2 separate regions of the Mus musculus genome follow, and region 2 is linked to region 1. Evidence: chromatin contacts called from ENCODE Hi-C data. All regions are on one chromosome and are shown on one strand. The core of a region is the stretch at or near the end of the contact, and the rest is flanking DNA. Distances in the headings are between cores, read along the strand shown.

Region 1 (5,354 bases), core at 646-3,145:
AGCAGCAGCATCATCGCCACCTGCAGCAGCAGCTTCATCATCATGGGATGGAACTTTAAAGAAGCCTCAACCTGCCGAGCAGTTGGTAGCGCACGCCTTTAATCCTAGCACTTGGGAGGCGGAGGCAGGCATGGGGTGGGGAGGTCCTTATTCCAACATTTTCTGAATGTTGATTAATTAATTTGATCACTAACAGTGTCTTGACTCCCACGGACTGTTAGCTAAGCCAGCTCAGTTTGGTCACATGTTCACTCTGTCCCGAGGCATGTTATATACATCCTGTCACAGTGAGCTCTATTGCTTCAAGAAGTCGGGGGCTGACTGCCAGGTGAGAGCCCAGCTTCACCATCTTGCTGTTCTCAGCATCTAACGTTCCTCTCACCCGTGTTGCTTGCTCTTCCTTACACAGTTTGTGCTGGGCTTATGCACCTAATTTTTATCATACTTCACCGGACATATCTTTGCAGTAATTCCATCATTCCAGATTGTAAACATTCTCGCTGTTGAAAGCACTATCACACTTCTTAGGTATGATTTATTTCTGCCAAGAATGTTAGATAGTTACTCTGTATTAATCTCCATTAAAAAGGGGGGGGGGGAGGAAAATGCAGTTGCTTTTCCCACCATGCCTTCCCCAGTGGCGTGAAGTTCGAGGAGCGACTTCTGAGTCGGTCTTCCTTTAGGGTGTTGATCTTAAGCCTGGAGTTCAAAGGTCATGTTTGCTATCCAAGTTGAGTGCCAGCTGCACCCTTCCCTGTTGATGAAAGTGATTTCAGCCATGGGTTTCTGTCATTGCTTTGACTGGATGTCTGTGTGGGTTGTAGCTTGTGTACTTGAACTTGACTACTCGGTTGTCATTTGTTTCAAGGTTTGCGGCAGGAAGCCCAAGATCGTAGTCTGTCATCTTGACCTCTGAACCATTTGGGTGATGTTTGATGCTGGGGACTTTGGTGCTCATCCTGGCTGTCTCTGGAACTCAGGGCCTCTCATCCCTGGTAGGAAAGACCAGTTTATCTGGCAGGAGGTTCTAGCCTTCCCTCCCTCTGCTGCCCTCTGCTGGCCATGCTGGGCGACAGGACACCTGTAATTCTGTCTTTCCCCAGCACAGGCTGCTTCCCAGGCTCAAACCATCTCATGTGGGTGGCACTATTTCTGAATCCCAGTGAGTGAAGACGGACAGCCAGAGCAGGCTTGCCTGGAGGTGGTGTGGGTGGGTCTCCATGTGCTGCATTTTGAGAGCTGCCAAAAATACCAGTGAGCAATAATCCCTTCCATTAGCTCCTTTGTGCATGACATCATCTCTTTGGGTCTGGAACAACAGTCTGTGTGACAGACCTTGTCCTCTTCTTGTGACAGCTGAAGGACTTACTAGGGAGGGGACCCCAAGGCTACAGGGAAGACAGCAAGGTGGAATTCCTTTGGCACTCTTCAGACCTGAGTGTACCATTCTGTGGTGCAAGGTTACTGCACCTGGCTGATTGTACCGGTCGCACTTTGTATTAGTTTTGGAGCTGGTGGGAGCAACCCGCTGCTGTGCCTTGTTGTACTTTTGTGGTGTGCAGAGGCCCTGGCTGGGACCAGTGGGTGCCAGGGAAGACACAACTCACAACCTTCAGTCTTGTATGAGCCCCAGCAGTGACTGCCATTCAGAGGTTATTTCGGCTAGTGCTGGGCACACAGTGGGTAGCACCTGAGTCCTGGGAGGTGGATGCAAAGAGGAGTACCAATGGATCCTTAGCCATTAGTCCAACCCATCAAACCCCAATCCTCCTGCCTCTCTGGCACTCTCTTTGGGTAGCATTGAATCTTCTCCTGTTTTGGTCCCTCTGGATCTGGTGACTTACCCGACTCTGGACCACTGGTGATTCATTCGGAGTGTCTCATCCTCCCCACATGAGGCAAAGGCTCACTGTCCCAAACGCCCTCCACAGCTCTCTGTCAGTCTAGCTGCCACTGAGTCTGTCTTCCCTTGTCATCTCACTCAGAGGCCATGAGTCTGAGATTTCCTTTCTCACTGGAGAGCACGAGGCCCTCAGAACCACGGGATCCATAGAGGGGTGGCCCAGGGCTGAGAGTTTGCCCATCTTCCGGGTTACTGGGCTAGTTAGATGGGATTTAAAAGCACGGACAGTGCCTCTGCCACTCGGAACTCTACAACACATAGCTCTTCATTGGCTGGCACCCACCTTACAGTTCACCACCATCCACCCTGGATGCAGCCTCACTAGAAGTATACCAGCCCCGTTTGTCCCAGAGATGCAAAAGCTGAGCCAGAGAAAGTACATCCAGACAGCCTCAGGGACTTCAGATGCTCTTGACGTCACTCAGCCACTGCTGCTGCTGCATGCTCATGAAATTGGTTGGGACTTTTTTTCCTTTCCTGCAGATAAGCCTTGCAAAGGGTGGTTGGCATTTAAGAACAGATTTTCATGGTCCCCACAACTGAAGCCCCTGGTAGCTGACTTCAGGAGAAGCTGCGGCTGCATACAGAGCCTCTGGGTGTGTGGGTTTCCTTTTCTCTGCAGGCATCCTGCCAGGCCCAAGAGATAAATCCTTCCAACAGTTCCAGAAAGCCCTCAGTCTCACTCTCCTTGGTCTGAAACCAACCACAGGTCACCAAGGAGACGCAACAGCATTGACTGGATCGATCATCTCAAGCCTGAGCCATCGGCTCCCATCTCAGGCTACACCGTGTATTAAGAGTGCGGCTTTGGCAGATTCTTATGGAATCTGGGCTCTCAACATAGTTTCCAGTTCTGTTCAAAGCATGGTCCCCTCTGTCCAGCGGTGCCTAGGAGTAGGACTCCTTTTGAGTAGAGAGAAACCTAATCAATCATTAATCCATTACCCATGGGTCCTCATTTCTAGGTGCTGCCTACTGTGTGCTGAATAGGGGCTGAAATTCCACCTCAGCTGGCCTTACTTGACCTCCAGTGGCTCACAGGGAAAGCATTGTGTGTGGGAGCAGAAGCCTTGGACATCGAACTGAGCCTGCCTCAACCTGGTCCACTTGTGACTTGGATCCATCGCCCTTACTGTCCCCTTTCTGGGTTGGAAAGCATCCCGCCCTTCCCTGCAGACTCTAGGTTCTGTGTGAAGAGCAGCGCTTCCAGGGAAACCCAAAGCCTGCACTGTAAGAAGCAACTCTCAGAATGGACTGGGTCAATTCTGAGGGCCTCCTATCTCTTCTCCAGAGGTAGTGCTCCCTGATTCCCACCAGACAGATTCCTGCTGGACACGGCGGGCTTCCGAGCCTGCATGAGGCATGCACTGAATTCGCAGCAGCAGCAGTTGCTTGTCTCTCAGGTGAGCACTGCATGCTTATATTGGAGGTGCATCCCCATGGCACTAAGTTGGTAAGCATCAATTTAGGCTTACCTCATGTATCGAAGGTTACACCCAGAGGTCACAGCATACCTCACTCCACCGTGGCTGTCACCAGAAATCACGTGGGAGCTTAAATGACCTGACACCCAAGTTTCACTGTGAGCTGAGCAGTTTAAAGCCATGGTTCTCACGTTTGGTTCTCCCGAGGGTCCTGTGAGGGTTTGGATGCTGATGATGTAGAGAGGGGCTGAGGGTGTGTAGATCTCTGGCCAGCTCCCATTGGGCTGCCTTCCAGGTTTCTCTGTGTCAGGGACACTGGCTAGGGTCCCCCTTTGGAGGCCTCCTAATCTTCCCTGGTGGGTGTGTACATTGACCTGTGCCAGGTCCTTCCATTACAGACTCCAGCCCATTGGGCTGCCTGTGGGTAGAAACTGAAATTGGACTTGTGGCCTCCCATTCCTGGAGTTCTTTACTTGGTTACAGGCAGGAACCTAGTGTACCCCCATCTAACCTATCAGCCAGGAAGCCACTGGGACACCCAAGAGATCGGGGCGGGGGGATGGAAATCAGGGGTGGGGCAGGTTTTCTAAAGAGGAAAGCCCCCAGGCTGGGTTGCCTCTCTCTCAGAGCCTGAAACTCTGAAAAGGAGCTCTCATGTCTCCTTAGCACCCCTAGGGGGCAGAGTCCTTGCGGGGAGCCTCCTCTGAAGGCAGGTGATTACACAGAACCAAGTGATGTAAATGGGTACCCGTTCACATGTCCGGGCAGGGCTCCATGTGGGGCTCTCCTGGTACCCCTCTTTTCCCCTCTCTACTTGGAGCACAGAGCACAAGATGCCTGTCCAACGGTACCTGCAGCTGTTTGTAGTACTCTTGCCTCTGGCTGGAAATCTGGTAAAAATGGAGGTATAGAGGAAGAACCTTTAGGTTCTTCGCTAATGAGCTCATGCCGGAGGGCTGGGAAGCTTGCTGTGCTTCAGGAACAGGCACCCCCAAATAGAGTCCCATTGCCTATGGTACTCTGTGTACTGATGCTTCCTGTCAGTCCTACTTGCATGTGTGCATGTGTGTGTGCATATGTGTATTCGAGTGTGTGTGTGTTCATGAGTGTGTGTGTATGTGTGAGTGCATGGATGCATGTGTTTGTGTGTGCATGTGTGTGTGCATATGTGTATTCGAGTGTGTGTTCATGAGTGTGTGTGTATGTGTGAGTGCATGGATGCATGTGTTTGTGTGTGCATGTGTGTGTGTTTGTGTGTGTGTGCTCGCGCGCTCGCGTGTGCATCTTTGCATTGTGCCAGGTATGCCAGGCAAGCGCTCAGCCCCTGAGCCACACTCCCACCCTTAGTCTGCCTGGTGATGAAGGACTCTGTCACCTGGCTCAGGTGAGATGTTCCTAATGTTCAATCGAGCTTCCATTCAAGGGGAAAACACGTGTTATTTAGGAGAGTTGCAGTATGTGGTAAACTGTGTGACCATCACACTTTTGCTTACTGGAAGGGGAACGTTGAGAAGTGCCCAGTATTCTTGTTTATTTGTGGGATCCTGCCTGCCCTCCTTGGTCCCTTTCCTGTGCATCAGGCAATGGAGGAATATAGTAGTTCTCCCTAGGGAGCATTGTGCCCACTGCGGTGACGCAAGTGACCCTTGCCAGTGGAGCTGTATTTCTATCTTAGTAACTGTGCTCAACTTGGTGCTAGGGCGTACGCAGACGCCATCAAGCATATTAGTACCATCTTTGGAGACTTTTAGTCTGAGGAGCCAGCTGGACCCAAGAGACATTCAGTGCTGAGTGGCAGGGGCCATCAGCATACTGTGGCCACCCCCGCTGAAACAGTTAGGAAAGGGGGAGGCTTGCTGCCTTTTTTAGGCCTTTGCAATACAGAGGCTGGAGTGATTTGGAATTATTAGGTGTTTGCACATAATGAGCCAATGTGTCTCCATATTGCTCCATGTCCCCGCTCTCCAAATGTGATGCTTCAAAATCACAGACGAGGGAGATATTTATGTCACACCAAACCAGCCCCC
Region 2 (5,143 bases), core at 2,589-5,088, 42 kb before region 1:
CTGGTGCTCTCCACTTCTTTCTCCTTTATGTAGGGCCCATCTGGGGTTCAGAAAGCAATTAAGCATTCAAAGAAAAGCCCAGCGAGGCTGGAGACCTCTTTCTGGGTTTAACCTGAGCAGCTCTGCATTTTCTTGGCTTCCCTTCCCGCCAAGCCTGGCTGTAGGAATGGAGGAGGTTGGTGTAGGTTGTGGTTTTAAGCGGGGGGGGGGGGGGGGGGGGGGGGGGGGCAGGGCTCCTGGCACTGGTGTCCGGGTGGGTGGCTTTGCGTAGCTGCCTCGAGGATCAAGGCCAGAGTGGCTGGAGAGGGAGTGGGCTAAGGCAGAGGGAAGGCAACAGAACAAACTCTGGGCAATGACTGGGAATAGGTCAGTTGGGGAAACTGAGTCTGGAACGGAAGGGTGGCTACTGCAGCCTCATATGTGGGTCACACACAGCCGGTCATGGTGGAAGCTCATTGGCCAGTGGTGTACCTCAGACAGCTGCCGTGCGAGACCACTGTGCTAGCTGAGTACATAACTGCGCTGAAAACAGAGTCAGACCCTACCTGTTTTTTTTTTTTTAATTTTTTAAAAATCAACTTAGTTACATTTAATTTTTTATCTCTTTAGTTATTTTATTATATTTCTACACATTTATGGAGACAGGTATGTATGTGGAGGACGGAGAACAGCTTGCTGAAAGTTGGCTCTCTCCCTCTACCCTGACGTGGGTGTCAGGGGTTGAACCCAGGTTGTTAGCCTTGGCGGCAGGCACCCTTACCCACTGAGCCATCTCGCTGGTCAATTAAAAAAAATTTTGGTGCATGTAGGTATGCTAGCATGCGTGTGGAGGTTCACATGCATGTGTGTATATGTAGAAGTCTGAAGACTTTGGGAGTCTTCCTTGATTGCTCTCTGTCTTATTTGTTGAGGCAGGGCCTTTCAGCTGAGCCCAGAACCTGATAATATGGGGTAGCCCAGCCAGGCAGCTTTTGGAGGGCCCCTTGTCTTGGCTTTCTGGAAGAGGGCTGAGATTCCAGGTGAGAGGCCACCATCTTGACCAGCATTTTTTGAAGGACCAGGGATTCAATCTCCAGTCATTACACTCAAACAGGGAGGCAGCTTTCTGAGATCACAGCCACCAACACTTTCCTGGGCCCTCCCACATCAACCAATCATCAATCAAGAAAATGCCTCCGGGCATACATGCAGGAAAGCACTCCCTCAATAGAAGATATTTCTTCCCTGATGACTCTAGCTTGTGTCAAGTTGACCACAAACCAACCAAGACAGGAATAATTGAGCAGAAAAGGAAATAGAAATACTTTAAACAGGAAAAGCTTTTTTTAAAATGTTGCTTTCTGACGCCCTGAAGGAGGCTTCTCTCTGTATGTAGGAAAGTTGTCTCCTTTTCTAAATTGAACACTTCTTTTTTATTTTTTTCTTTCCTTGTCAGGGTCAGAGGCCGCATTGAGAGAGATAGCCCTGCTCTAGAGGGGAAACTGGGAAAGGGGATAGCATTTGAAATGTAAATAAATAAAATATCCAGTTTTTAAAAATTAAAAGGGAAGAATCAACACTCAAAAAAAAAAAAAAACCCAAACAAACAAAAAACAAAAACCATGGATGTGGGTTCAGACTCTCTCTCCACCACTTACTGTGACTGTGTAGAGCACGTGGGCACCTCACTCGTAGCATGATGACAACGGTGTATCTTTGTTCAGGGTTCTGCTAGGGACTGAAGCCTTCACTGGGCCCCTGCTTGCCCATGGCTTGGAACAGCATCTAACTTTTCACAATGACAGATCCCCAGACAGAGATAATGGGCTTAGGAGCAGCGTTGCCTCCTCTGTCTTGTCAATAGGGTCTCTTCCCTTGGAAGAGGGTGTTTGGGGATAGCTAAGAGAGACTTTGTAGCAGCTGGAAAGAAAGCGCCTTAACCCTATGATCTCGGCTGTGCGGTGGTTGCTGCTGGCATTAAGAAACTGTTTCCTTTCTTCTAGCTGCATATGTAGCAGAAGATGGCCTAGTTGGCCATCAGTGGAAAGAGAGGCCCCTTGGCCTTGCAAACTTTTGGGATAACAATTAAAATGTAAATAAAGAAAATATTTAATAAAAAATTGAAAGAAGAAGAAAAAAAGAAACTTTCCTTGAAGTTCCATAAAGCCTTACTTGAATACAATAGCATTTTCTCAACTGGCTTGAAGGCTTGGTGACAGAAATAAGGAGAAGAGCCGCCAGGACAGCAGCTTTGAGGACCAGAGTTGTCCGAGAAGGAAGTCCCTGGGAGTCTCCTGTAGGCAGCTCTTCCTCCTCACAGTTCCTCCTTAGTTTTCCCTGTTGCCAACCTAGTCATCGAGTTCCCAACCACTTTCTATTTTGGGTGTTGACACTGTGTTCTCAGCCTTAGCTAATCACCAAGATCCTCTGGGTTTTTTTGTCCTCTGAAACCCTCCAGGAACTTCAAAAGCCACCCACAAGCACACACAAGTAAAGCCAGAGGCTTCTGATACTCTGGAAACAAAAATTCTTAGGTTAGAAAGGCAATTTACGGAGTCAATAAATATTTAGCGGTTACAGCCGTGCAGAATACGTGTTGATCTGAACAGCAAGCAACAGCAGGCTTAGGGTGGGTGGGTGAAGGCACAGGCTTGCTTGTAGTTGTTCAGTTTAGTTTGAGGATTTCAAACAAGGCAAACACACACCTAAGCAATTCATTTGCTCCTCTGTGAGTCACCTGCTCACTGTGAGTGGTTGTCAATTAGGAGACTGATTCATGATTTGTTTATGTTCTTTGAGGGAATTAATTTCATTTAACCATCAAAGGAGACTTTTAAGTGACTAGCTTGAACCAAAGGGATCGATTACACCCAAAAGTTAAAAAGGCAACTAACTTCCTTTCATGTACCCAACCAAATGAGATCTCTCGCCAGGTTCTTTCCTATTTTGTTTGGGATTTTGGTCTAATTTTAAAGTCCGCTTTTCAAGATAGAGGTGCAAGTGTGTGCTTCTTGGGTTTCTCTGCGTCCCTGGTCCCAAGATATCAGCCCCAAGGCTCAACGGTGGAGTATGGATTCCTCTAGATCTGACAGTGGCACTCTTAACATCGCTGCGGAAGTCAGAACTCAGGAACCACTCCACCCCAGTGCCACTGTCTGATGGGAGAATTCTCTTTTCTACCTGGGGCTCCTGCTACTGCAGCCTGGGCGTCCTGCTGGGGCTCAGCTGACATTCCTTGTACTTCACCCCTTGACCATGGCAGTGTCAGCAGGCCAAAAGAGGGCTCTCTCTGTAGGTAGCTTAGCTGAGGAGCCGGGGGGGGGGGGGGGGGGGGGGGGGCAGCCCGCTCCTTCCCCAAATGGGCCAGCTCCTCTGTTAGATGTAGGGGTGGGGACCGAAGCTGAGACGTCTCCTTCAGCTTTTTATCCCACACTTGCCAGTGCCACAGCAATGATTCACCTAGAGACGGGGCGGCAGCTTCCCTCATTAGCCCTCAGACGCTCGGACCCACAAGGTTATGAAACAACTTTTACTTTTTATCCGTATGCGCACGTTCCTCCCTGCCACCCGGGCGCCCACTCTCCGAGGCTCGGGTGACAGGGAGGTGGCGCGCAGGAGCCGCGATCGTGAGCGTCCTCGTCCTGGCGGTGGTCCCCCAGCCCTCGGACCTCGCGCAGGCAGGAGCCAGCCAAGCTCCCAGCTCTGCAGCGCCGCCACGTGGGGTGGCCAGGGTCCCGCGTGCCCGGCGGGAGCGGCGCGGGGGAGGCGCGCGGGCCTGGGCGGCGCGGAGCAGAGCTGAGCAGAGCGGAACAGCCGCGTCCGCCCCCGCCGGGCCGCGCGCAGCCGAGTCGGGAGCCGGGAGCGCGCGCCCAGCGCAGGGCCAGCGCGGCCGCCCGAGGGTCGCGCCCGCGTCCGCGTCCATCCCCCGGCCGCAGACCCCGCGCTACCCGCGCCCTACCGCCACCTGCTGCGCGGCGCCGCCGGCCCTCGACGCTGCGGCCGGGGGTCAGGGTGCACCCCGGCAGAGCAGCCCCCGCTTGTCCCCGCGGACTGAGCCCTTCCCGGCACGCTCGCCAAACACGGCCACGCTCCAGTGCCAGGTACCTGGGACAGTCTGAAATGGCGTGGCCACGCAGCATGCGTGGGGCGCAGACCCAGGGAGGTTGGAGGGAGCTGGGTTGGGGGTGAGAGTCTGACGCGTTCCCGAAGTCGCGTCCTGTCGTGGAGCTGGGGAGGTAGTGGCGAGAAGAGCTCAGGTAGCCCAGGGCCCTTTGGACGTGAAGGGTACCCACGCCACCCCTGTGGGGGCCACGTCCACGACACTATGGTCGGTGGGGCCGAGAGAAGCCAGACGCGCAAGTGCCCAAAGTTTTCCTCTGAGCGCTTTGCTGGACTTAACTTTGAAATGTGAGGCAGAGCTGAGCAGTTTAACCAGTTTTAACACTAAGAAAACGGGGGGGGGGGGGGGGGGGACAGGGCTTGCTGCCCGCGTTTCAGTTCTTAGTACCAGAGCATAATCGCGTCTGTCTCCCAGGGCCACGGAGAGGGAGACGGTGGACACACAGGCTGTCTTCCTTATGCTTCGGGTCATGGTTTATTTAACAGGCTTGGGGCTTAGGTTACAAGCCACCAGAGGGGAGTCTGAGTTTAATCTTAGACATAATCAGAATTTGAATCAACAAATATTTGCTGAGCAGTCATTTACTAACCGGCAGGACTTCGTTTTCAGTATGAGGTAGGTAGGTGTACAACTGCTGAGAGGCGGGGTAGTTACTCAAATGAGCAAGCGTTTGTTTTGTTTTGTTTTTGTTTGTTTTGTTTGTTTGTTTTTGTTTTTGAAATGCAAGGGGAAAGGAAGGCCGAGGTGTGACTGGACTTGTGGCCTGCAGGTGGCCAGTTGGCATTGTGTCAGAAATGAACCAGAAAATCCAAGTGGGAAGACAGGCACCTGTGTTGTTTGTCGCTCTCTTGGGAGCCCTCGCACCTTCCAGAACTATTTTAAAGTAAGCCCCTCCTTTGGTGGAGGCTGGGACTTCCTTCCATTTACCTAAATACATAGCAACCACGAAATAGAATCTCAGCCCTGATACTCATTGGGAGCTGGGTCATGCCAGACGTGCACCTGAGATGAATGAGGATCAGGGATCACCTGAGAGCTAGCTCT

The links. A loop is a pair of places that touch in the nucleus more often than their neighbours do.
Region 2: a map of left cerebral cortex shows a loop between it and region 1 (5-fold over the local background). The contact joins the promoter of Cracdl here to the enhancer-like site in region 1. A Hi-C loop is called at or near these places in 6 of 37 maps with a recorded cell type or tissue (T-helper 17 cell and left cerebral cortex).

The regions. Positions count from the first base shown.
Region 1 is chr1:37,674,294-37,679,647 of GRCm38, reverse strand. The region is part of intron 1 of Cracdl (capping protein inhibiting regulator of actin like); the gene reads left to right. Among named protein-coding and RNA genes, the nearest start is that of Gm39628, 7.6 kb to the left of the region's middle. Within about 2 kb of position 1,895, at least 1 of the 3 ENCODE cell types and tissues checked has a DNase peak (open chromatin) inside an H3K27ac peak, as active enhancers do; it is left cerebral cortex, where a contact is called at or near this core.
Region 2 is chr1:37,718,506-37,723,648 of GRCm38, reverse strand. Cracdl (capping protein inhibiting regulator of actin like) reads left to right here and starts at 3,838. Exons shown (of 10, transcript NM_028096.1): 1 at 3,838-4,079.